2 separate regions of the Homo sapiens genome follow, and region 2 is linked to region 1. A link is a loop called in an ENCODE intact Hi-C map of the cell type or tissue named here. Cell type or tissue: PC-3. All regions are shown on one strand. Each heading gives the region's core, and the rest is flanking DNA. Links, peaks and the distances in the headings are about the cores only.

Region 1 (11,777 bases), core at 1-8,000:
AGTAGGTGATTAACAAATGTAATTCTTCTAACATTGCATCCCAGAAATAGCTCAAAGAAGAAAAAGTTTTATCTCATGATAAAGTATGCTTAGAGTCATAGAGGTTCTTGCCTAGTTTACCTCTCATGAGCTGTAGCTTTAGACAAAATACTAAACACACTGGCCTCCCTCTTTCTTATCCATAAAATAGGAGTAAGAATAACTTCTTTGTAACCCCTGCAAGAAGTCAAGGATAATGTATGTAAATTACTTAGCCCAAACTTGACAAATAGAGCTCCTAGATAAACTATTATAATTACTTAAGGAAAGGACATATCAAACATTTTCAAATACTTTGAAGTCACCTGTGCAAATCATCTAAGGATCCCTCCTGGCAATATTTTATTAGCCCAAGTGGACATAAAAATATGTTTGAAAAAGGTATGTTTGCATGGAAAAAATACAGTAGACTAAATGTCTAGTCTTGAATTTTCTCATTGAAAGCTGACTACAATTTAATAAGACATGTTAGCATTCTCGTTTTACAGAGGAGTGCAACTGAGGCCCAGAGAGGCCACTGGTGTTCCCAAGGTCACACAGCAGGTAAAAAGCAGAGCTGGGATTTGAACCTAAGTTACTCAAAGTCTGTGCTCTCAACCACTCTTCTCTCATATCTTCTTTTAATTAAATTTTTGACTAAAGTAGAAATGTATTACTCTCAAATGCAATTTAATAAGGGTTTACTAAACATCTTTAAAGTTCTTTTGGGAATGCTATCTCTCTCTGTCTCTCTGTCTTTCTCTCTCTCTCTCTGCCCCTCTCTCTCCTTTATAGAACCTAAATGTTGTTTCATTACAAAATCAAATATAATAATAAAAATCAGGAGAGGGATTGAGCATATTTATTGAGCTGACTTTCAAAAAAGCAATTTGTATTCAATACATCTCTATGTTGTTCCATCACAAAGTAAATACATTGTTAAAAATGTATGGAAGGGGATTGGGGGATCGCACATAGCTAATGAACAACTTTTACATGAGGGTTTGTATTAGGAAGATCTGTTTTAGATCTTGCTACAACATGAAAAGAGTGAATTACAAGGTGGAGGGCAGCAGCCTGTTGGGGCTGGGGGAGCCCACCTCTGCCTGTGCTGCGAGGCCTTCTCACTAAGCCTGCATTCCTTTGCTGTGCACCTTCATCCCCCAAAGCTTGTTCCAGCCTTAAGGCTCTTAGGAACACATTCATCTTTAGCCTTAGAGTTGCTCAGAGAGCCTTCCTTTTGGTGCTTTCACTATTACTTTTACTTTCACAAATTTTCTGATTTGAGAGGCTTGCCTTTGTTTAATCTTCAGAGAACTTGCCTTTTACCTCCCCCAAATGCCTTTTCATTAATAGCCATACGATCTTGATTGCTTTTGCCCTTTTGATGCACTCTTTTGATCCTCTGGTCTAATACTCAAAATTACCTCTTAACAGTTGCATTCATGAACCAGGTAATGGACCCTTTGTGACACTCCCTTCAACTTTGATACAGGCACCCTCCCCGACACTCACACATTTTTTCACTGAGCCACACTTTCTGACAGGCCTCTGCCTCCTGCCACTGATACTTTGCATTGCCACACGCAGGTTTACACTTTCTTATAAATTCTTTCCTTTTCACGATGTCCTGAGTACGAGGAACCATCTGAGACCCTTTCCTGCTATTCTGACCCCATCCTGGGATTCCCACAGGTAGACAGTGAAGGCAGTCCACACCTGAGAACAGGTCTCATCTTTCCTCTCTTTTACATTCAGAGATTGCCTTGCCACAGCACCTCCATCCCCCTCAGGGCTTGCAGACACTAGACTAGCCAGACACCCTGTATGGGAACTGTTTACTCTTTTCTCATCATGGAGGGGAAAGGAGAGCCTTCAGGAGAGGGGATTTTATGGTGGACTGACCCTCACTTCCCTCCACCCCCAGGAGAAGATAGACTCTCAGTTGGTCCCCACCAAAAGAAGTCAAAAGACCCTAAGAGAAAGCCTGTGATAATACAGGGTGACCGTGGTACCTGGGACAAGGGCACATTTTTTATACCCAATGCTCTTCAGGACTAAAAAAACTTATCTTGGAAAGCAGGAATGAGAATATCCCAAGATTGTCCCTGTTGAAGATGCCACGGTCAGCTGGAGGAAGGCACTGCTTGGTGCATCATGGGGCAAAGCCCCCGCAGAGCAAGGGGCACAAACCCATTGAGGATGTGCAGCCTATACTATTGGGGGGATTACAGGAGACCCAATGGCCCCTTCCCTCAGAGTCCCAAAACATAGGACAGTTGTTAAAGGAAACAACTGCTGAGAGTGAAAGTGTCCGCCATCTATTCATAGGAAACCTGGGGCAGTCTTGGTATTTAGTACATGGGGGTGGGAGAGGTAACACTGATAAAGGAAGGGAGAAGGAGGGAAGGGAGAAGGAAGGAGGAGAGAAGGGGAGATAGAAAGAGGAGAGGGAAAGGAAGGAAGCAGAATACTCAGCTGTAGAAAAGGTCTCATGTATGCAGAGAGGAGATTTTCAACCTGCCATGAGAGTTAAGAATTTAATAACCACATCAGACAAAAGTCACTGAACTAGACTAAACTCTCCAATGGGACTCAAGTTCTATTGTTGGGCAAGATTAAGTTTTCTCTCCTTCCTTTCTCTCCAGTGAGCAGAAATGGGATTCAGAATTATTAGAAGAGATAAAAACCATTCTGTTTGCACCTCATTGAGCTGAGACTCCTCCAACAAATCAACAAATATAAAATCTCAGGCTCTCTGAGCTGGCTGGAATCTGAAGCACAGAGATTTTTTTTCTCTGCCTAGTCCTTCTCCTGGTACCTACCCCACAGCCCCTACATATTGAAGGTGATGGGAACTGAAAAAGACCCAGGAGTTTTTCTAACTTAATTTCAGCATTCACATTAAACACTCTAATTTGTCATACACCAACTTTTCTTTCACCAGCACATTTTCATTTAACAGGACCTTATCTTAATGAGAAAATTCCTAATGATAAAGCAACCTATGTTTGCCAACTAATGTCCTGTGTAGTGAGGCTGACACACTGCTTACACAAAATGATTCGATAGCCTGATTCATTATGTATTTAGTAAGTGTGACACAGAACTTTGTAGCTGGGCACCCCACTGGTTCAGAAGTCTTGTTTGGACTTCATCTTGAGGGGTAGCCTTCTATGCTCATGCAGAGGCAAGCTTTTTACTGGTGACCAAGGTTAACATAGATTTACAGGGGTATGTATTGGTATTTGCTCTTATCCAGCAGGATATTATGTATTTGTGTGATTTCTGTTTTAGTTCCTAAGTCCAGCAACAACTTGGTGTTGTTCAACGTTGTACACACCTCAAGGTGCCCTTCTTTAGGGCGATTTCTTTTCTAAAAGATTCCTCCTTGCACGTTAAAAAACAGATCAGTGATTCTGGCCAAGCTCAGATATGTTAACATTCTCGTTTAAATTCTCATGCTTCTCGGAGTGTTATACTGAGTGTGTGAGTGTGTGTGTGTGTGTGTGTGTGTGTTTGTGAGGGAGAGGGTGGGGAGAGAGATTAAATATACACTCACTGGCATTTCTCATATATGCTTCTGAAGGAAAATCAGAACAGGAAAAGATCTCGGAAAACGGTCATAAATATTTTTGAAATTGCTTCCAAGGTAATTATAACAGGCCCCTTCTCTACTTAAAATGGTTTTAGAAGGTTAATATTTTGTTCTATAATAAAGTCTTTCTCAATTTGGATCTTGTTAGTTTCATTTTGTTAATATTGAGATGTTGTTAGCACTATTTTAAGGTAATAGTCATTTATAATGGGGGAGGAGGCTTACATTTGGGTATCTTAACAGACAATAAGAAGAAAAGGATAAGAAGTGAGAAAAAAAGAAGAGAAGAAACATTTTCCCAAAATAATTGAAAAGAAGCTGAAATAGAAAGAAGAGGATTTTTAAAAGGGTGTGTGTGTGTGTGATACATAGATGGCTTGAGGTGGAAATAACCAAATTGTTCAAAGATAGAATTAACCACCAAGTTACTAAGACGAAAGGCAAAGGAAAATGCTAGTGGAAGTTAAAGGATTGTACTAGACAAGAAATGGAAAAACCAAAAAGTGGTGAAAATAATGGCAAGCAAATAATTCCCTGTACTACCCAGTAGATGGTGCTGTGTACCCAAAGTAGCTGTGTTCCTGCTTAGAAGAGGGAGGAAATAATATGCAGCACATGAATGTAAAATAAAGATGCATAACTGTTGTGCCCGAAAATTCCAGATTTATTCAGGAATTCATAAAACTAGAACTAATTGCTTAATTTATACTTTGAAATAACTTACATTTTCACCTTTGATTCCAAGGGCTGTAGATTGAGGGGATACTTTTCAATATTATTCTCTGCATCCATGGCCAGCTGGTGACTAGAAACAGAAATAATGTCTCAATATCTCCCAATCCAGAAGGTTAACATCTATAGCAATAATACTGCTAATTTATACTTATGTGTAAAATAAGATGTAGATTCAATTTTGTTTATTTTAATTTATTAAAGTTCCTGTTGATGGATGATGGATGAGTAACCATATCATGAAAAAAAAAATGTGGCTTTGACTTTTATTTCTGTTGTCCTTTTGCTGTTCTCAACTAACATTCATAGCTATGGTATGAAAATCATTTCCTTTAAGAGAAAAGAAAAGGAGCATATTGGACAATTTCAGGGGGAGAAAAAACACAAGGATATGGTTATAAATTCCATGATACTGGCCAACTAGTAAGTTGTAGAGAAGACCTTACTCATCCCCAGTAGTACCACTGCCACTGGACCTTTCCTCCTTTCATTTGTAAGCCGTTTCAGGGCTTCCACTGGGAACAAAGCATGGATCTCTGACCTGTAGAAAGGCAGAGGGCTATAGAGAAATGATCACTGCTTTCAGTGAGCTTATAGCACTCTTAGTGCTACAACGATCAAGAAGGGCTTCATGGAGAAGGCAGCTCTTGGGATGAGTTTTGAAGGACGGATAGGAAGTAGGTAAGTTGAGAGTGAAGGGCAACATATGAGGAAGACAATAAAACAAATAGAGGTGAAAACATTCAAAGGATATTTTTAGAAAATAAAGAGAAATTTGGTCGAAGTGGATGAAAAAAATAGGAGAACAAAAGGAAATAGGCTTTGATAAGCAGAAAGCTAATAGTTACTGGTCTCATAATGTGTATAACACACTGTCATAGGCATTTTATGTGCATTATCTTATTTATCACAGTAACTTCCATTAACTAAGTCACTTTCCCCACTGTACAGCTGAAAAATCTGAAGCTTGGAGAGATAATGTTAAATTTACTGTACAGGAGGAACCCCATTAAAACTCACATCTCACTGCTCTCTCCACCAGAAGGCACTGGTTGGAGTATTTTAATATCAGGATTATTAAACTTAATCCCACTGACTGAAGTTTTCATAGGTAATATATTTAACATCCCAATTCAGTACTTGTGCATGTGGTAAGGTAGGGGTGTGTGTGTGTGTGTGCAATAAAAATTTCAAGAAACATTACTCCCCCAACTACATGTGATATACTTTGATTTTTGAATTATATTTGAAACTTTTTTTAAAAGGTCAGTGGTGACCCACCAAATTTATTTAACAAACCATCAATAGATTATGATCTACAGTGTGAAAAGCTTTTCACACTGTAGATCATAATCTATTGCAGCAGGGAGCTCCATGCATTTGGAGCAGGGAAATATGATAAATGGAGGGTTTAAGGATGATTTGTGGTGGGAGTGAGCAAGGAGAGTGACATAAAACTAGTTAGAAAGCTATTCAAATAGTCCAGGTTATGAGGACTAGGAATATGGTGGTAGTAAAGAAAAGGGAAAAAAAGAAAAAAATTGTGCTGGAGAGATCCCTTAGAATCACAAATGTATTTTTTTCTTTTTAGAAAGGAATGTCCTGGCGGTAGGGAAAACATAGGAGAGCACATAAATTCCTACATGACAAGTAGGTGGTGTCAGCACCCCAAGATAGCTTGGGGTTACTCAGCCTGATTGTTGAGGGGCAAGGAAGCACTCTTGTTTACTCTGTGCCATTGGTATTCAGGGTCCATTACTAATTAATTGTTAATCACTCATTCTACACATATATTTAATGTCTCTTGTGTGGCAGGAATGATGCAAAGCATGGAGGATAAAATGGTGAAAACACTAGACATGGTCCCTGTTCCTGTGGTCCCACAATCTAGGAGAACATGAACATTACACAAGTATTTGCAAGTGTGACAGATATTATTAAAGGAGAATCACGGAGGAACCTAATCCTGGGTAGGTGGGCATAGAAAGTGATATGATCTGGCTCTCTCCCCACCCAAATCTCACCTTGGATTGTAATAATCCCCACATGTCAAGGACGAGACCAGGTGGAGATAATCTAATAATTGAATAATGGGGGCAGTTTCCCCCACACTGTTCTCATGATAGTGAGTTCTCACAAGATCTGATGGTTTTATAAGGGGCTTCCCCCAATTGCTGGGCACTCATTCTCTCTCCTGCTGCCCTGTGAAGAGGTGCCTTCTGCCGAGATTGCAAGTTTCCTGAGGCGCCCCCAGCCATGTGGAAATGTGAGTTAATTAAATCTCTTTTCTTTATAAATTGCCCAGTCTCAGGTATTTCTTCATAGCAGTGTGAGAAAGGACTAACACAGAAAGTCTTATTTTTATAATTCTATATATTATATATACAGACTTATGACAAGGATACTTTAAGACTCTTGTTACTTATTAATTACAAATTAAGCAATAAAGTTATATATTGTAGGGCCTGTAGATATGCAACAAAGACAGACCTAATGTTTTCATAAAGAAAATAAAACTTTCATAATATTAACACGTTTGCTAATTTGGGGGTATTATTTATATATCCTCACCAAACTATAAACTACCAATACCTGTTGGTTTAAATCTGATAGCTTTAGTTCATTCCATCAATAATTGTCTGTGGGTAATAAAATGATTACTCCTCAGTACAATGTGTGACTTGCAATCACACATCTCTTACCAGAAACCCAGGCTGATTTAATATTTACAAAAATATGGCAGTCAGCCTAAGGTCTTACTTAAGTTAATAAGTGATTTTCCTAAACAACGGAGTCATAAGTAGCCTTCCAATTAATGGCCTTACCAATTGCTCTTCTCTGTTTATTGGCACATGCCAAGCTTCGCTAAGCTCGTGTGTGTGTGTGTGTGTGTGTGTACACAAATGCACTTGATTGGCTCTGCCAATGGTCTCAGATAGTATGGAGCTGCAGCTTCCCTCCCCTTCACACTAACTGTCTACCACAAAACCCTGTTGAGCATTCAGAATAAATGTAATGTTCCAAGGGGGAATAACCAATCAACTGTTCTGACACCACTATCACTTAACTTATGGTTATTTCAAGTAGCTGAGATGATTTACATCAGCACCTAAGTCAGCTGCAGCTATAACGAAATGCCTAATCTGCTCACTCAAAGTACACCAATTTTTCAATCAAATTTGACAGCATTCAAGGACGTAGTCCTGACCTGAAACAGACCAAAAAAATCTCCAGAATTCCAGGCAAATGGGTATAGTTGTTAGGGCTGGTGGTCACTGCTTGTTTTCTCTCTGTCCTGGACAAGCATGAAAGGAAAGGTTACCCCCATGGGCCCATGTGCTTTGAAGGAAGTATTTAATTCCCATTGCTGGAATTCCTCAATCGGGATTGAAAAAAAATAAGCACACAAAACAAACTGGTCATTTCCAGAAAGTTTTAGCTTTCTCAGTCCTCTGGATAATAAAGCAGAAAGAGTAGGGTGGGGCAGATGGAAACCCACGTATATACCATTAATTTTCAAATATCTTCCTGAGAGAAGACAGTTGAGAAAGATACATGCTGGTGTTAGTGAGAGGTTTAATATAGAATTGTGGTCAGTTAGCAGAACAAAAAAAACTTCATTTCCTACGTTAAGATCAATAATGGGTTGAGCGCAGTGGCTCACGTCTGTAATCCCAGCACTTTGGGAGGCCAAGGCGGGTGGATTACCTGAGGTCAGGAGTTCGAGACCAGCCTGGCTAACACGGTGAAACCCTGTCTCTACTAAAAATACAAAAATTAGCCGGTGTGGTGGCAGGCACCTATAATCCCAGCAACTAAGGAGGCTAAGGCAGGAGAGTTGCTTGAACCCAGGAGGTGGAGGTTGCAGTGAGCCAAGATCACACCACTGCATTCCAGCCTGGGTGACAGAGCAAGACCCCATCTCAAAAAAAAAAAAATCAATAATGAAAAACCAGCATGGCCAGGTTTAATAAATAAATGGGCCAAACATCATACAGAAAGTGTGTCCTTGGAGAATTAAGCTGCATGAGGAGATTATTGAATAAGTGAAATGAGCCTAAAATATATTTTCACTACTGGTTCTCAACCCCAACTCCGTGTTAGAGCTACATGAAGGAAGATGTTAAGAAATACTGATTCCAGGGCCTCATCCCCTGAGAATCTAATTCAATTTTTCTAGAGTGGAGCTTAAGCCAGGGCATTTTTATTAAGCTCCCCAGCTGATTCTAAGTGCAGCCAAGGTGAAAAATAACTGATCTAGACCTAATGTCATTACAACAGTAATCTCTATAAAAGAAAAGTCTTCATTCTACTGTCAGCAAAAAACTCTTTAGTTATTGTTTACATATAGCTATTGACGGTGGTGGTGGAGGGAAATTCTACTATTTTATTCTTATTTATTCATATTAACGAGAGCAGGCATAATAAAAATAAATGAACAGAAACTTCATTTGGTCAAAGGGCTGAAACTTCCTTTCAATCTGATGACATGCCAGATTCTTAGGATCGTGCAGATGGAATGAACCTTTGAGATTGTCTTGCCCAAACCCTTGCCCAGATGGAAAGGAAAGGAGCCAGCATTGAAGGTATCAGGCTATTATGGGCTGTCTCATTTAATGCTCTCAATAAGACTGTCAAGTCAAGACTACTATTCTCATTTTTAAAGATAAGTATAGTGGGGCTCAAGATGGTTAAAAATTTTGTCTGGACTGACAAAGCTAAGAAAGAGTAGAAAGAGGCATCAGACCCAAAGTTTTCAATTTTCCAGGATATTTTTTAACAACATTTCAGATGTATGGTCATTTACACTCTTCTTGGGCACTTCCAGTATCTTATCAGCTACTGGGGCTCAGCACATACTGTAAAGTATGGTGTTTGGCATGCTGAGTTCTTTGAACCGAAGGAGAAAAGGCCTCAGAAGCAAAGTCACTTTCTCTCTGACCTTCTCTTGCCCTTCTGTCCCTGTCCCTCTTTCTTCCATGATGCAAGCCATAAAAACCAGAATTCCTCTTCCACAAGGCAGGTCATAGAAACTAGAACCCTTCTCCCCCAAACAAGCTACAAAAACTAAAAATATTCCTCTAACCTTCCCCTGCTTTTCTGTGTAAAATCTGGTCATAAACAAATTCTCTGACCTACCTAGTCTGACGGAGAGTCCTAAGACCCTCATTCCAGAGGTTCTTGCCCCATGCCCAAGAGGAAGGAATGCTGCACAGAGAGGCCAAGAAGAATCTGAACTGACAGCCTTGCTGGGTTTTCCCATCTCATACAGTAGATCCTTCCTTTTTGTCCAATCACATTTCTACAGGGCTGTCCATTCTTCATCAAAACTAACTATTAAAGTGGAAAATTTCCCTGGTTTTCATTTCTGAAGGATCCCATGTCACATAGAACCCTGAGTAAATAGACCGGCGCGGTGGCTCACACCTGTAATCCCAACACTTTGGGAGGCTGAGTGGGTGGATCACTTGAGGTCAGGAGTTTGAGACCAGCCTGGCAACACGGTGAAGCCCTGACTCTACTAAAAATACAAAAATTAGCCGGGCGTGGTGGCACGTGCCTGTAATCCCAGCTTCTCAGGAGACTGAGGCAGAAGAATCACTTGAACCCGGGAGGCGGAGGTCGCAGTGAGCTGAGATAGTGCCACTGCACTCCAGCCTGGGCAACAGAGTGAGACTCCACCTCAAAAAAATAAAATACAACAAAATAAAGAACTCTGATTAAATAAGCTTGTTGTGCTTTTCTTTTGTTAACCTGTCTTTTGTTACAGGAGTGTTGGCTGTGCTCCTTATAATGAGTGAGGAAAGGTGTGATGCCTTTCTGCCCCTCCACGGCTCACTTCTTAACAAAGTTCATTCTGTTTGGGGGTAGGTTGAACTTTTACAAAAGTTTTTCCTTATCTGAGTCACAATGCTGTTTCTCCATATATCCTACTCATTGACTCTTGTTCTATTTTCTGGAGCACGAAGAGCAACTTAGCCTCTCTTTTATAGGAACATCCTTCAAATGTTTGAGGACAGCTATTACATTTCTTCTGAGACTTCTTTTCTCCAAGCTACACATCCTCAGCTCTTTGTAGTAGTTTCACATGGTTCCAGAACTCTCACAATTTTAATTGACCTCTTCTAATACTCTTGGCAATGTCAATGTGATTCTTAAACGTGGTGTCCAGAGCCAAGCATGACACCCAACCAGCTTGACTAGTCCTGAGTACATTAGGGCTCAGCCAGTGATTGAGAGCAAGGATTCTCGAGGCAACCAAACCCGGGTTTATTTCCCATTCTCACCACTCACTAGCTGAGTATACATGGAGTTGCTGAAACCTCGCTGAGCCTGTTTTTCCTCATCCGTGAAATGGAAATAATAATGCCTATATCAAAAGGCTATAATCAGAATTTGATGAGTCTCTGAGTGTTCAACAGTACAGGGTATATTATAAATATTTACTTTTATCTCTGTTCAATTTCATCTCTTCTTTTTTGCTTTATTTTAGCTCAGTTTTGTCCCATTCTGTAGTGTTAATTTGAATGTTCAGTCTGTTAGTCTTAGTGTTAGCTTTGCACTTTTTACAAATTTTATGCCTGCCTTCTACAAATGTCCCTGATTAAAAGACTAAGACAGGTCAGAGTTAAGTTTCAAGCCCTCAGACATACCACCAGAAACATCTTCCAGGCATCATATTACTCTGTTAAGCAGTAGAGCTTGTTTTTCATTGCTCAACTAGTCATACATTTATCTACCTATATCTCAAATGAGCCACATTTCTGGGCTCTGACCACAATGATAACATAAGAAACTGTCCAATTTACTTACTTATTTTTACCAGAAAGATTTTCTTTTTACTCAAGCTTTCCAACCTTGCAGATGATTTAACTTAATACTTTTTACTTACTTTTCAAATGAATATTTTCCATCATTAACTTGTTCTAGAGGATTCTGCAATCTTTTCAGTTCTTCCTGTGAAAAAGAGAAGATATATCTTACAAATTGTCACCAGCTACTTCCGAGCAATGCTATTCAAGCATAACTGTTAGCAAAATTGATACAACACAACATTAAGAGTTCTGGACTGCACTTTGGGAGGCCGAGGCGGGTGGATCACGAGGTCAGGAGATCGAGACCATCCTGGCTAACACGGTGAAACCCTGTCTCTACTAAAAATACAAAAAAATTAGCCAGGCATGGTAGCAGGTGCCTGTAGTCCCAGCTACTTGGGAGGCTGAGGCAGGAGAATGGCGTGAACCCAGGAGGCGGAGCTTGCAGTGAGCCAAGATTGCGCCACTGCACTCCAGCCTGGGCGACAGAGTGAGACTCCATCTCAAAAAAAAAAAAAAAAAAAAAGAATTCAGGACTTTGTGATGGTTAAGTGTTTAAACACACAAAAATACAACATGATCCTTGATCAAGTTAGAATATAATATTGTCACTC
Region 2 (16,868 bases), core at 4,087-12,086, 180 kb after region 1:
GTGCTGGGAAAACTGGCTAGCCATATGTAGAAAGCTGAAACTGGATCCCTTCTTTACACCTTATACAAAAATCAATTCAAGATGGATTAAAGGCTTAAATGTTAGATCTAAAACCATAAAAACCCTAGAAGAAAACCTAGGCATTACCATTCAGGACATAGGCATGGGCAAGGCTTCATGTCTAAAACACCAAAAGCAATAGCAACAAAAGCCAAAATTGACAAATGGTATCTAATTAAACTAAAGAGCTTCTGCACAGCAAAAGAAACTACCATCAGAGTGAACAGGCAACCTATAAAATGGGAGAAAATTTTCACAACCTACTCATCTGACAAAGGGCTAATATCCAGAATCTACAATGAACTCAAACAAATTTACAAGAAAAAAAAAACAACCCCATCAAAAAGTGGGCGAAGGACATGAACAGACACTTCTCAAAAGAAGACATTTATGCAGCCAAAAAACACATGAAAAAATGCTTATCATCACTGGCCATCAGAGAAATGCAAATCAAAACCACATTGAGATACCATCTCACACCAGTTAGAATGGCAATCATTAAAAAGTCAGGAAACAACAGGTGCTGGAGAGGATGTGGAGAAATAGGAACACTTTTACACTGTTGGTGGGACTGTAAACCAGTTCAACCATTGTGGAAGTCAGTGTGGCGATTCCTCAGGGATCTAGAACTAGAAATACCATTTGACCCAGCCATCCCATTACTGGGTATATACCCAAATGACTATAAATCATGCTGCTTTAAAGACACATGCACATGTATGTTTATTGTGGCATTATTCACAATAGCAAAGACTTGGAACCAACCCAAATGTCCAACAATGATAGACTGGATTAAGAAAATGTGGCACATATACACCATGGAATACTATGCAGCCATAAAAAATGATGAGTTCATGTCCTTTGTAGGGACATGGATGAAATTGGAAACCATCATTCTCAGTAAACTATCGCAAGAACAAAAACCCAAACACTGCATATTCTCACTAATAGGTGGGAATTGAACAATGAGAACACATGGACACAGGAAGGGGAACATCACACTCTGGGGACTGTTGTGGGGTGGGGGGAGAGGGGAGGGATAGCATTGGGAGATATACCTAATGCTAGATGACGAGTTAGTGGGTGCAGCACAGCAGCATGGCACATGTATACATATGTAACTAACCTGCACATTGTACACATATACCCTAAAACTTAAAGTATAATAATAATAAAAAAAAAAGAACTTATGCATTCCCCTTGATAACAAGTAACTAGGATGTGCCTCCAAGACCCGAAAGACAGGACTAGAGTAAATCCCCATCAAGACTCAGGATATAAAACCTGGGTCTTAATGGGGTTACCTCCTCTGTCATTTTCATGAGTTTTTCTAGTTTCTGCCAAAACTTGAAATGATCATATTCCTGTGCTTTTATTCAGTGCTTTTCTTTCATGCTGGAGGGAAGGTAACCTCTGGAGTCACATAGACTAGCTCCTCTGATTACCAGCTGTGTGACCCTGGCAAGTTGCTTAACCCTTCTAGGCTTTGGTTTCCTCATCTGTAAAGTGGATATAATAATAGTAGCTACATCATAGGATTGTTGTGAAGAGTGAATAAGGAACATGTCTACAGGATGCACAATGTCTCACAGTGATAGGTCAATTATGTGAGCTCTTATTATGATTATGGCTTTATTCTCACTCGCTGGGCAAGCTCATCAAAGACTTCCCTATTTTTATGCAAACAACTCCCAGATTTACCAATATCTTCAAATTAGTCTTCCATTCTTCCACTCTAAAACTGTCCTAAGAACATGCTACTAGACTTCTAGCTTCTCAAACTCAACATTTCCAAACCGAATTTATCTTCTTTTAGTACACTCATTTTTCTCCCTATTTTTTTTTTTACTTATTTTTAGATAATTGTAGATTCATACAATTTTTGTTGTAGGAAATAATAGAGAAAAATCTTGTATACTCTTTCTCTAGTTTCCCCCAATGATGACATCTTACATAAATATAGTATAATATCACAACCAGAAAATTGATATTGATACAATCCACCAAGCTTAATCAAGTTTCACCAGTTTTACACGCACTGTATATGTGTGCGTGTGGTTTTAGTTCTATATAATTTTATCACATATATGGGTTCATGTAACGACTACCACAGTCCATATACAGAACAGTTCCATCACAAGGATCCCTCCTTTTACCCTTTTACGGCCCACCCGCCTCCTTCCCTCTTCTTTTCCCAACTTGTGGCAACAATGAATCTGTTCCCCATCTATATAATTTTGTCACTCCAAGAATGTTATATGAATGGAATCATACAATATATAATTTTTTGATACTGTTTTTCTTCACTCAGTGGAGAATACCACAGAATGATATTCCAGTTTATGACACACCACAGTTTGACTAACCAGTCACACATTAAAGTATACTGGAGTTGTTTCCAGTTTGGAGCTATTAAGACTAAAGCTGCTATGTACATTTGTGTACAGTTGTTTATGTGAATACAGTTTTCATTTTTGTGAGATAAATGTCCAACAGTGCAATTATACTGTTGCATGGTAAGCACATTTTAGTTCTGTAAGAAATTGCCATATTTTACTCTAGAGTGGTTGTACCACATTATATTCTCACCAGTGTCTGAGTGGTCCAGTTTTTCTGCATCCTCATCAGCATTTGATGTTATCACTACTTTTAATTTTAGCCATTCTGATTTGATACATAGTGATATCCCACTGTCATTTTAATTTGCACTTCACCAATGGCTAATGATGTTGGACATCCTTTCATGTGCTTATCTGCCATCTATATATCCTCTTCAAGTGAAATGTATGTATATGTATTTTGTCCAATTTCCAAAAGGATTATTTGGGTTATTTATGGTTGAAAGAGTTCATTGTATATATTCTAGATACAATTCCTTTGTTAGATATGCCATTTGCAAATATTGTCCCCCAGGCTATAGCTTGTCTTTTTCTTTCTGTTGACAAGGTCTTTCACAGAACAAAAGTTTTTAATGTTGATAATGTCCAATTTGACAGTTTTCTTCTTTTATGAATAGTGCTTTTGGTGACAAGTTTAAGAAGGCTTTACCTCATCCGAGGTTTCAAAATTTTTCTATTTTTGTCTACACTTTTTATAGTTTTCCATTTTACATTCAAGTCTGTGGTCCATTATGAGGTAATTTTTGTATAAGGCATGTGGTCGAGGTTCGTGTTCTTGCTGAAGGATATCAGATTTCTCTCACATTTTGAACAATGACATTGCTATTCACAGAGGGGTTATAGAGCCTGTGGGTCTCCCTCTTCCTTTTCATGTCCTCCCCCATCTAATCTGGTTGTCTCTATCTGTCCCAGAATCATTTTCTTAAAGCCACATCTCATCATGTCACTCTCCTGCATAAACAACTTAGATGGGTATTGACTCATGATGACAGACCTCTAGCCCTTTAGCTGGGCATACACCATTTAGACAACCCAACCACAGCTTCCCTTTCCTTAACCTCCACATATTTGCACAGTGCTTCAGCCACACAGGACACACAAAGGTCTTTCAGAGATGCTTTGCAGATGCCATTTTTCCCCACTACAAAGCCATTTTTTTTTTCCTGGGCCTCTCGCCTCAACACTAGCTGGAAGGTCACCTTTTTCACATATCTTTCCCCTAAAACACTTGCTCCCCTAACTTCCCAGGAAGAATTGCATCCTCATCCAAATTCCCATGAAACTCTCCTTATGCTTCTTTACTGCCTCTGTTTTTTCATCTGTAAAATAGGGCTAACAAAAAAAAAAAACTTATAGAGTTGTTTGGGAACTAAATGAGTTAATACCTGTAAAGCAAATAGAAGCACAATCTAGGCCATAATCAGTGCTCAATACATTTGTTATTGATGTTATAATTTTCATATATCTTTGTTGTATCTTATGTAATAGTTTATTATAGATACTTTTTCTAAGTTGGTTATTTATTCTTCTTCTCTACCAGGTTGTGTAAGATTTTCTATAGCTCCTCTTACTTTCCCACAATGTTAGTACATCATAGATTTTGATGAACATTTGAACTAAATTGGCTGTTCAAATTTAATAAGCCAATACAATGAAAAAAATAACTGACCTTTCCCCTTGAATCAACAAGTTGTTTTACTGAACTAATTATTTTGGCAGTTAATGGACATCCCTCCACTTCAATTTTTGTTTTGTTTGAATACAAGCATGAGGGTTAAATGAATTGCTGAAATACAAGATGATCAGATTATTTATTAATGACAGAAAAGTATGTTTATTCTACTTAAGTCTCTCCAATAAGACAATACTCTTTTTTGTTTAAGGGCAAAAATTACACTAACTCTAATAGACAGGGAATATTGGGTTCTTCTTCATTTTGCATTAAAATCATACTTTCCCCACATTCTTGGAAAAAGTCGTATTCGGAAGGACTGTGAAGAAGAGTTAGAATAGATGAACATTTGGGTAAAGAAGAAGAATATAAATTATATTGGAGAAGGTGATGGAAATGGGAAGGATTTGGTCAACCACACTGAAAAAATGATGTGCTCATTTGTAGTTGGTAGCTATATAAAAATAAAACCATCTAGAAAAGCAACAGTATACTTTTATACCACTGAAGAATCCCAGAATATATACACAATTAACTACAAAAAGAAATCTCAAAATCTCTCGAATGCTGTATTGGCAGTATTTTTGGTGGTTCCTCCTGCCACAAAGCCTGGCTCTGATATCAGCATTCACCCTCCCCAACCTCAGGTGAATCTTGGCCTAAGTCATTCCCAATGCCAATGTTTGGTTTAGGAAGGGGCCTATGGCACAGTCCTGGGCAATGAGGCGCCAGAGAGAGTCTACTGGGAAGTTTGTCTTGCTCTTACAAAAGAAAACGGATGTGTGAGGAGGAGCCATTTCATTTTCCTGTCTCTGTATTCATGAAGATGTTGCACTCAGAGCTTCTGAAGTCATCACACAATAAAAGACACCTACAAGACAGCACTGAGAATGGCAGAGCAGCAAGATGGGGGACTTGAGTCCATGATGAAATCACTGAGCCTCTGAAAAAAGGCAGGAGTCTCTCTGTCTCAGGATATCTTGTTACCTAAGACAATAAACTCTTTATTGTCTGGCCAGTTTAGCAGATTTTCTGTTTCTGGCCTACAAAAGTTTCTAAACAGACTCAGCATTCTGAGTGCTCTAAGTAAACCTGACATACTGATTTTAAGAGGAAACCTGCAGTTTAGTTGGCTAAATACTTACAATCACTATTCTAGAGGAGAGACAGTCAGACTTCTACAACCAGTGAGAAGGAACAGTATAAAGAACACAGACTCCCGAAGCAGGGAGCCCAGGTTCAAATCTCACCTTTGCAGCTCACTAGCTGTGTGGCCTTAGGCAAGATACTTTATTTGACTGAATTTCTGTTCTTTCACTGTAAAATGCCTACGGCAATACCTACCTCATAAGTTGGTAGGGTATATTAAATCCAATAATGTAATAATAAACGGCCTGTCAAATAGCAACCCAAATAAATGTTAGTTTCTCTTCCCCTAATTAATCCTTTGCCAAGATGAAACACTAACGCGGTTTATTAGACCAATTATTCAGATGCCTTCTTTCCAGCAGGAATTACTCTGACAGCGGGGCTGGTGTCATCAAGAGTAATTTCTGCTGAAAAGGTTCCAATCTTCATGTTTCTACTGTGAAGCCTAGTGTGGTGGAGAAGGGATCAGGCAGGGTTACTTCCAACCATAGAGAAAATTGATGTGATGATAACCACAGTGGAAGAGTTTATACGCCCCTGACTGTTTTATTCTCACACCTTAAAAAGGGTATGTGGGTGGAATTAATGGGTTCCAGGGAAGTGTGCTCATAGTAACTTTTCCTCCAAATTATTTCTACATTTTCCATTATATTCCACCAAAAGCAAAGTTTATTCTACTGATCATGATTACCAAGCTCCTAAATAGAATTAATTAACATACTGTCTTAAGATATATTGTGTTTGGATTATAAAAACAAAAGTAGGAGTTGGTGTCAGCAAGAAATCTTCTTTATTTCTGGTGCAGCAATACAGTCTATTGTAAAGGTATTCAACTTTTGCAATAAATAAATGGAAGTCATGTTTACCTAAATAGTCATTAATCATATGCTTGTACTAATAATGAGGGTAAAATTGGCAAATTTAACTGGAAGACAATTTGACATCAAAACCCTTTAAAATGCATTTACTCTTTGACCTAAAAATTCCACTTTTAGGAATTTATTTTTTATAAAAAAATAAAGATTTGTGCAATAATTTTTCAAGAATTTTTCTTGCAGGAAGAAAACAACCTAAGCATTTAAGATCCAAAGATTAAATTATGGAATGTCTACCCGATCAAATACTAAGCAACCATTGAAAATGAAATCATAGGAAAAAATGTATTGACATGGAAAGATGTACATGATATATTCCTAGATTTTGAGAGGTCATAAACTGTGCATTCAGTGCTTTAGAGTTTTCGTTAAAACATATTTATTTTTTAAAGTTTCAATGGCTATATACCAAAATGAATATGAAATGCTTCTAAGGATTTTTATTTTCTTTCATCTTGATTCTGTATATTTTTTTCAGTAAGTATAAACTGTGTAATAAAGAAAAATAATTTTTAAAAACTCAGATGAGAAATTAGTAAAATACTTTTAAGCTAAATAGCTAGCAAATAGACCTTTCATTGCTTATTATCTAGATTCTGAACTCTGGCTTCTCAGATTTCAGCCAAAATCTGATTTTTAAAGTTGAATTTTAGGAGGCTAAAGACCAACTCCCCAGAGCAAGAAGATCATCAGGTTGCCCTTTTAGGGGAGGTGACTGCTCCCTCGTCTTACTGTTGATCATAAACTGGAAAGGTGGTGAACTCTGTTTTAAACTGGGGGTATTCTCTTCAGTCAGAAATGCCCAAGCCCCCACAATGACATGCAGGGAAGTTTAAAGTAGCTTTCCTGCCCATGCTTAGTTGGTTCTTTGTGTTTCCAGGGAAGAATCCTTCAAAACAGAAGAAGCTGATTGGCACCCACTCTGGAATGCAGCTCCTGGCTGTCACCTCCAAGTAGACAAAAGTTCTGGCCTCTATCAGAACCCTGCCTGCCACAATGACCTGGACCCTGATTTAGTTATCATATTATTAATAATTATTATTGCCATGGGTGTTTATTGACCCTCTGCTATCTACCATGCACTTTGCCAAGCACTTTTCACACATTATTTCATTTAAAATCTTAACAGCAGCCATGGAAGGTTAAAGCTATCATTATCCTCATTTTATAGATGAGGAAACAGTTTGCCCAAGATTATATGGCTAGTAAGGACTAGAGGCAAAATGAGAAACTAGATCTACCTGGATTTTATTAGAGGTTCCTTAACCAATTAAATTAGGATGTTTATAATTCACTTTGGGGAGAAAGTTCAATTTGCCATTCCTGGGTCTTTCTAGACCAGAGTTAAAAGTAATTCCAAGAAAATACTAAACCACTTCACATTTCACAACCATAGGAGTGATTCTTCTGTATAGCCATGCCCTTGACTGCTGGTGGCAAAAAAAAAAAGGCGGGGGGCGGGTGGGCCAAGACACAGCCAAGAGTCCTTCTGTGTTCAGCTCCATGCTGACTTGCTTGTCACTTAACTTTTCCAAACCTCAGATCCCTATGTAGAAAATGAACTTTATTCTTGTCCTAAATACCTTGTTTGTGAGTATCAAATAAGACAATGTGTGTATAGGTACTTTTGAAAGTACAAAGGGCAAGGAACCTTGATTACTCCTCATGCAAATTACTTCCACCCTCAAAACCCAAAAGCAATGTAACTTTTATATAGCATTTTGCAAAAGACCGAGTGAGGGGTTTTAGAAATACAGACAAACCTTAATGTAAAAAAGTCCCCTGTGTAATATTTCCCCATGTTTAGCATTAATAAGTCCTGAGGAAAAGTCATTGACTCAATGCTCCTTGCCCCCATCTAATGCTTTTGATTTAATGTTTCCTCTCTAAGTGCATGAATTTTTGAAATGCAGGAAATTTTGCCACAGGACTTAAGAGTCTCCTGTGACTTGATGTTAAGGTATTTCCTTAGTCATTTTGGTCTGTGCTCCCTGGGAGCAAATTAGAGCTTTGGCCGTGAGTTGATACACGTCCTGTTTTAACTAAAGATGATAGTTGGCTCAATTACTCAAAAATATTACATCAAGGCTTAGGATTACATTTGCAAGAAGGACTAATTTTTTAAAAAAACTAATATATGGCAGTAAAGGGAACAAAGGAATTTTTTATTGACTATTTTTAAAAATAACTTTTTTTAAGTTGTAAAAGCAATATATGCCCATGTTTTAAAATTCAAAGAGGGTACATAAAGTGAAATGGAAAAGTACTCACTCCACATACATTCTACTTTCAATGGTAAACACCAGTTTCTCATACATGCTTTGAGAATTTTACTATGACTATACAAGCAAATGGATGTAAATATATAACTATTTTTAACACAGTATCATTCATGCTATAGACTGCCCCCAAAATGCTTTTTTCCTAAAAGTATGTTTGTATACTTTTTAATATTCTCATGTATTGCTCAGTTTTAAGCTCTCTCCTCTGCAGTATTCCATTGCATGGATATAACATAAATTATTTCAATATTTTTCTCTGGCTGAATACTTAGTTGTTTATGGATTTTTAATAACACAAACAATGCTGCAACCAAAACTTCACCACATGTCTTTGCTCAGTTATGTGAGCTCACCTGTAGAAAAATTCTTATAAGTAAAATTGATAGGTCAAAAGGGAGGTGCTAATCAAGTGTTGATAGATTTTTTAAATGCAAATTACCATCTAAAGCTGGTTGTACTAATTTGCTTTTCCCCCACACTTACTATTGAGAGCCCCGCCTTTGCCAACAATGGGTATAGATGATATGAGAACCTATTAAACTAAGATGGATACTATCAATTTTCAGCAGACACTGGATTAAAACAAGTATTGTTTTAGGTCTTAGATAACAAGAAACTGGAAATGCCTGCCCCTAAATGTACTGTGAATCTCCAGGCCTTGAGCTCTGAGAAGAAATCACGTTGAAGTGAAATAAATCTCAAAAGAGGGGCTTAACACTCATGGAGTGTCTATTGCATGCCAGGCACTGTTCTAAGTACTTTATATACCTTAAGTCTCCTATAATTCCCAACCACCCTATTAAAAAGGTGCTTTAGTCATTTCCATTTTATAGACAAAAAAACTAAGGCACAGAGAAGTTAATTCCCCAAGGTCACTCGGCTGATAAATGATAATGCTCAGATTTGAGCCTAGGAAGTTTGGGTCCAGGGTCAGGTGCTTTTATCCACTTATGCATTCTGTCTCTGTGCTCCTAATGATATGCTAAACACATTTATTGAATACCTACCCTATGCCAGGACTGACACATGCACCATCTTATCCTCACAGCAATACTAAGAAGTATTATTCCTGTTCCAGAGATATTAAAGTGGCTTTCCAAAGTGACAGCAAGGGGATGTGCACTGGGGCATGTCTGATTCCAAAGCCTGTATTTATTCCACTACACCATGCTTCTTTTTAGGAACTAGTTGTCATAATATTCATTTTACAGATAAGAAAATCAAGACTTCAGAATGAGACATATAAGGGGTTTTAAATGGGGTCATCCTTGCTAACAAACAGAACCTACCAGGGAGCTCCATCACATCTAGTTCTTCCTTCATCAGACTGCTATATAGTTGGAATATTCATGTATATTTAATTACATATACATGGTCATAGAGTAGCATATAGTGGCAATTTGCTATTTCCCATAAAGTATGAGCTCAAATTGTCCAGTGTGGACTAAAATTGAAGGCAGAATTAAAGTCTCCCAATTCAAGTATCAACAAAGCCCATTTTAAAAGAGTGATATAGTTAGGTGAGGATGAGCAGATGGACTCCCACACTGCAGAGACATACATCACTAGAATATGGTAGCAACATATTTTTAAGCTCAGTGAGAAATTCATTATCAGTCCATCAAAAAAATAGGTTTGGTGCTGGTTCCTGAATTTACAACTGTATTTCCTTACAGTATACAGGAAAGTTTGAGAGCCCAGGAAAGGTAAGAAGAGCGGCCCAAGGATGGAGAGCTTCAGAGAAGAGCCTTCTGGGTGGGCAAACCCTACCAGCCAATCACTGCTTCTGCTCACACCCTCCATGCCCAGCTCAATGTCTAAGAGCTCAGGCCCTGGGTCCAAATCCACTCTGCTACTTGACCACTGTGTTACCTTCAACAGGTTATCAAGCCTCTCTAGCAGTTTTCCTCATCTGTAAGATAGGCAGTAACCAACAGTGCCTGCCTCATTCATCTGCCATGAAGATTAAACATCGTCCATACAGATCGCTTCCCTAAAGTTTTGAGTTAGAGCACAGAATTACAAATGTCTACATACACAGACCCCTCCCTTTTATGTTTCAGTATCTTATTCATTTTTTTTAATGAAATCAGGAAAACACATTGTCCTATGTCTAAGTCTGAGACAAAAAAGGGAATTTATACTCATTGGCTTACGATAGCTCTATGCTCTGGAGGTCAGAGTGTGCAAATCCTGTATTTCTATGTCTGGCAGCCCTAGTGAGGAATGAGGCATTAGATCTCTGTTATCACTGTCACAAAACAAACAATATGTTACCAGCTTATCTTTTGATTGTCACAGCTTGTTAGGCACAAGTCAATGTAGGCAGTTATTCAGTCAGATTTGGAGGTTAATTTGATTATCTCTTAAAAAAATTTTTTTTGTACACCATGGATACTAATGTAATATTCCTACAAGGGTTTTCCTGCACTCTACAGTAAAACAAGTCAGCCTGGAAGAATATGCAAATGTGACTGTTATGTTGTTCAGTTTTCAGGGCAATTAAATACTTGCTTTGAGCTTCTCATATTGCATTGCAAATTCCTATAAAACTTACTATTCATTTCTGTACCTAAAGCTTATTTAGCGTCAAGTCTTTGCCATTATTTCCATTTTATTGAAAATTGAGTTTTTAATTATGTGTCACAATCATGTATAATGTGAATCTTTATTTGCAAAGTCTTTTTTGGTTCATGTTAAATCAATTACCTTTGTCCCTTTGTTAGTTGGGCAGTGGGAGGCAGCAGTTTCAGATTTCCTCTATGAGAAGATGTCTGCAACTCATGATAACAGTGTTGGCTCCTCTATCTACCCCAGGAACAAAGAACTTTAATTAGATAGGCCAGTCTTGTCAGCCTCTGCTGGGCAGGATCAGGTCTGTATGAAGCCAAACAACTTCTTAAAAAATAAAATATAATAATAATTCGTTACTCAAACTGGCTGTAAGAAATTGTGTGGATCCCAAAAAGGTGTTTCTACAGTTGAAATTTAGAAAAAAGAACCTAAATTTTGTTAGAATTGTTGGTGTCTGTAAACATAACTTTTGTCTTTGATGCCTTAATCTTTTGTTTAAAGGATTATCGTGAAAATCTCTAAATGACAGTAAATTGAAAATCAGGCAAAATTTGAGGAGTTGAACGAGCAGTGCCTGAGATGAAAGAAAAATGAAAGATTTGTGTAATATTCATTTGGGGAAATAAATGAGATGGTTCATCTGCAGACACCTGTTAGACCCTTGTCATCTTTCCTCAACAAGATCTTCCTCCTGTCCATTTCTGGTTCTTATACATAAGTCTCCCATCACTCAATTCAAATGTTTAAGTCCCTTTTGAGTACTATCTTCCCCTCACGTCTTCTTTTAATAAGACTTAAAATCCTATTTATCCTTACTTCATATTTTTCATGTCTTTTTTATTTTTTACATTCCTAACTCAAGACCTCATTTCTTCTCACCTGGAATAGCAACACAGCCTTCTTACTGGTCTCCCTGACTCCTGATTGCTCTCCATTCAGTGGAGCCTCCACATCACAGCCTCATTCACCTTCACGCAAGCCTATTTTGATCATGTTACTTCTCTGATCAGATCCCTTCAAAAGAAAAGTTAAACTCCATGACCGCAGTTCTTCGGCCAGCTCCAATTTACTTTTGCAGGTATATCTTCCATTAATTTCCATATATTCTCCAAATTTCAGTGAAACTACCCCCATTCCTTCTAATCACCTCCAAATCATCTGATTCTGCTTCCTCCATATGGGAAATCTTAACTCTACAAATTCCGACACAACCTTCAACCCCAGAATTAAATATGACCTATTCTATATTTAAAAATAAACAATTCTAATGTTCCTTACATATAAGCATTGAAATTGCTTCAGCCCTCAGTCGAGATTGTCCATGCAGTCAGATCACACAGGGTCTTTACATGCCACAGAAAGAACCTTGGAATTCATTCTTTAGGCTACAGGGAACCAATGAAGAGTATTATGCATTGGAATTATAAATCAGAGTGGTATTTAACATAGATGATGCTGTGGCAGTGGAGAGACTGAATTGGATGGGAGCAAAGAGACTAGTGGGAGGATGCACTGAGCAGTTCTTGGATTTTCCTGAGAGATAAGACTGAAAGAGTACATTTGGAGGGACTATGATGAGATCAATTCTAAGTGTGTTGAATGGGAGGTTCTGGGGACTGGGTGAGACAGGCAAAATGCCTGAGAGTGCAAAACTTAAGGAGACACTTACTCTGAGGTGCCCACTCAGCACTTGAATGACCCAAAGCATAGGTACTTCCTTAAATTCTTCACCCTAGGCACCTAGCTCACCTTACCGCTAAGTTCCTATGATACATTTTGTAGAGATATCACCTTGGCAGCCAGGGAGGTACACTGCTCAGATCTTCCTTCAAGAAAGAACTTGCTATTCAGCTGCAAGAAGTGCAGTTAGCTGACAACATCCAGCTACAGGACTTTCAGGATCTTCCTCAACTTTTAAGCCACAGCCATGCTCTTTCGGGGAGCCCCCAGCCAGTGATTGAGCATAGCAGGGGTACTAGGCCTGGTCATTTCTGCCCACTGTGAGACTCCTTTAATGGGCAATCTTCCCTCCAGAGGTTGCCATTGGGTTGGGTGAGATTTTGTCATATCTGCATTGTGTGGTCAGAAGGCTCTCCCTGCCCAATTTTGCTTCCTTCCCCATTTGTCTTTACTCTCAAATAAACCACTTGCACTACTAATTCTGTCTCAGAATCTCTTCCCAGAGAACCTAAATGACACACCCAGTGAACAACTAGCCATACCAGTCTGGACCTGGAACTAGAGATGAAATAAGCTAACTGTGATTTTTTTGTATAGTGGCTAGAAGGCTGGGCTCTAGAATCTGGGTTCAAATCCCACTCCTCCATTTCTGACCTTATACAAACTCAGACAAGTTAATTAAACTTCTCGGTACCTCAGTTTCTTCACCAGTAGAATGTGGATATTAATAGTCAATGAGGACTATATAAGATAGTGCATTTAAAGTATTTAGTGCAGTGCCTGGCCCATAGCTGGCCCATAGTAAATACTCAATAAATATGAATTAAAATTATTATGTAGATTTTAAAATGCATTTACAGAGGTTGTTTGGCATAACAAAATAGGAGAAATGTTTACTTAATCAAATAATTTTCCACAGACTCTAATAAGGTTAGTGAATATTAATTTTGAAAAATTTAAAGCCCAACTCTGTAATTTTTTTTAAATTTGATTTCCTCTTACTTCCAATACGGCTCCTCTCTCCATACAATGCCATCACCTTCTTGTCTCCTCCCGTGATTTACTTCTCCTTTCTTTTCCATCCACTCCAAATTCTCCTATTACTCTCCTTTTTATCAATTTTTGCTAATAACCTCCTCCCCCGCTTGGTTGAGAACTCATCTTCTCCAGAGAGTCTTTCTTGACCAGCATGCCCTCCCCACCCTAACTGTGATTGTTCTTCTCTATTGGAAAATGCTCCCAAGGATTTTGTCCTTTTGAAACTAAGTAGTACAAAAAACAAAAAATCCAATGCAATTCTCAAACCATATTGAAGGTGTCTTGCCTCCATAAATAATGGTTAATAATGAAATAGCAGGAATGGTATCTTTAAACAGGAGCTTCCCTCCTTGACACCTCCTTTTGTCCCAAAGCTAGAAGCCAGCTTGGCAATGTGATGCTTAATAAATGCTTACTTAAAGGATGAATATTTTCAGCTATGGATGCATGGTCAGCCTACAAATTATATTTTTTATGTCTTCATTCTATATGTGAGCCTTAAAAATAAAATGTTTGTTAAGACAGTCCTGGTCACATAATAGGGAAACTATTGTATGAGGGGAAGTAAGTGTTTTACAATCATTTTAGGTATTTTGGGGTAATATAAATTTGTTTCATAAAATAAAGGCCTGGTCTACAATATGTCTAAAGCCAGTAGGAGGTCATACTTAGAGACAGATGGCAAATGCAGCATTCTTTCCTCTCACTTTTTAGTACATATGATATTCACTACAAAATGGCACTGAATGTTTTTCTTTTACCACACAGTACTACATAAGCTCTGAAAAACAAAACCTCTTTTTACACCTATGAAACCTCAAACAAAATAATTGACTTCAAAAGTAAAGTGAGGGTATTTTGTAATGTGATTGAAGGCAAGGAATATTTTTACATAGATTAATATTTCTATATATGTATTTATGCATATATAGCACGTGAAAAAAGGTGCTAGTAAATCTTTAGCCATCCTATTCATTCAATTTAAAACCTTCATTAAGATATTTACATTCAAGGCAAGATTCCTACATTGAATAAGACACAATCTTAGGTTCATTTACAACATTGGAAATGAATAGGACCTAAAATAGAAATCAGTTACACACAGAACAATATATGAGTATAACATTAATAGCCTACACAGATTTTTAATGGCTCCTAATATAATATGCTGTTTTAAGGGGCCATTTCTACATACTGAAATGCATTTTTACTGTACTATTATACTTTAATTATAAATTGAACATGGTTGATAAAATCAGCATTTAGAGTTATGTAAATTTTTAAAAATATACATAATCCTCTATAAGTACACAGCTCTATATGTGATAAAATATTAGATCTTGGATGCTAAAAAGTAAGAGTAGCTTTCACACTGACCTTAATAATATTCATTTTTATTGTTACAACTCAGTCAACTATTTTACTGAAGTTTACAATTGTCCACAATGCGAAGTAAATCCAATGCAATTGTTGCTTTTATAATCATTATCATGAAGCAAAAATAATAGCCAATATAAAATAATTAACCTATTTACTACATCATCTTAAATATATTAAGAAACTACAAGATGGCATTAATACTATCCTAATCTGCTCCACTTAACAAGCTAATATTTAAGATGCTTCCATTTTCAAGTATCACTACCCAACGTACATTTAAAAAACCTACTTGTGAAAAACTATTTTAATTTCTTAGAAAACTACTAGTTCAAAGAAAACCTACTTTGTGAATGCTATTTGACTTGCTACCTCATTTTCTCTTCTTTACAAAAATTAGTTAATATTGATCTCAAAAAGAGCATAATGCAAAGTGAAAGAATTATTATAATCTGAAGACCAGAAAACAAGTTTCTATTACAAAAGTAAGCAATACTCAAGATCAGTTATTTTTAAGCATATAGCACATTGTAGTCATAATTAGCTCACCACCAGTTAGAAATATACATACACATTTTTCAAAATAAGTCTTTTAAATATAGTGTTGCAAGTATCTTTCTAGCTTAAGAATTTGAAATAGCAATTAAGTATGAACCTTAAATAATTCATCTTTATAACTAGAAGAGCAAGTCCCAAGGATGTAAATCTCACCCAATGAGACAAGGGATGCTGAATATATTATTAATTGCTAAGTAATCTCTTAATCTTAGAATCTAGCACCCAACACTAGCAAATAAATAATGTGATTTATGAGCCTGCACTCTCACGCTGCTTTACTAGAGTTCAATAAACACATGCAGATCCTAAATGTACAGTGTGAATGTGATTCCTACAAGCCAGAAAACATAGAAGGATTTGGCTATAGCAAATCTACCCCATCTACTTATTATTCAAGCACTAGTATTTAGAATACCTAAAATTCCTGCTGAACACTGCGGATCAACGTCCCCCTGAGGTTCTCCAAAGCAGAACCACATCTCTTCCCCTCAGTGCTTACTGAGTTTTAAGAAGGCAGGTAACATGGGGTAGAAATTCTCGTGCAGCAGCAATATAACTCTTCTCTCCCAATTTTCAAAAATCAACACCTCCTCCCCATACACACGCACACACACACACACACACACACACACACACACACACACACACAAGAAAGGAGGGCTTTTTAAATAAGTGTTTAAAACATACCATTTGCATGGGTGTGAAAAATGTATTTTTCCTCTACTTGCTGTTGTTGTGTAAGATATTTACAGATCTGACTAGAAAATCTGGATGTTCATAGGAAGTGTTGCTTTCAATGAGATTCCTTTAGTGAAATCTGTCCGCACAGACACATGTATACATAAATAATACATATTTATGCACACATGCCTACATTAACAAGGACACATGCACACGCACCTAGACCAATAATTAAGCCCACACTGTTCTATAAGCTCTTTTTGACATTTTTTGCATACATGTTAATTCAGAAGACAGATTTTTAAAAAATAATAAGCAGCTGCATATAATGCACATCAAAGTGGCACGTTTAGAAAAGCAAATACATTACCAGACGCATTTTGAAGTTTCTGGAACACCTGCAGGTGAAAGGAGACTGGATCGGATGCTGGCACACTGTATTCCTCAGAATCACAGAGCGCAATGTGACTGTGGGGGAATGTGAGGCGAGTGTGAGGCTGGAAACCTTTGAGTTGAGCTCACT

The links. A loop is a pair of places that touch in the nucleus more often than their neighbours do. Peaks named below come from ENCODE experiments on the same cell type or tissue, not always from the same donor. Only the 100,000 strongest peaks of a DNase experiment are listed, where the experiment ranks them.
Region 2: it touches region 1 in a loop (2.7-fold over the local background); 2 of 110 quality-filtered maps call a loop at or near these places.

The regions. Positions count from the first base shown.
Region 1 is chr3:159,245,371-159,257,147 of GRCh38, reverse strand. IQCJ-SCHIP1 (IQCJ-SCHIP1 readthrough) reads right to left here. Exons shown (of 10, transcript NM_001414413.1): 2 at 11,241-11,305; 3 at 4,341-4,421. It overlaps IQCJ (IQ motif containing J), which reads right to left. Exons shown (of 4, transcript NM_001042706.3): 2 at 11,241-11,305; 3 at 4,341-4,421. Among named protein-coding and RNA genes, the nearest start is that of SCHIP1, 22 kb to the left of the region's middle. In PC-3, for the core only: CTCF peaks have their summits at 4,169 (motif pointing right) and 5,433 (motif pointing right); DNase peaks (open chromatin) are centred at 3,087, 4,177 and 4,717; H3K4me3 peaks cover 539 bases; H3K27ac peaks cover 1,402 bases.
Region 2 is chr3:159,069,289-159,086,156 of GRCh38, reverse strand. IQCJ-SCHIP1 (IQCJ-SCHIP1 readthrough) reads right to left here and starts at 16,838. Exons shown (of 10, transcript NM_001414413.1): 1 at 16,716-16,838. The coding sequence starts at 16,724. IQCJ (IQ motif containing J) reads right to left here and starts at 16,838. Exons shown (of 4, transcript NM_001042706.3): 1 at 16,716-16,838. The coding sequence starts at 16,724. In PC-3, for the core only: no CTCF peak of the experiment used is centred there; a DNase peak (open chromatin) is centred at 8,126; H3K27ac peaks cover 1,409 bases.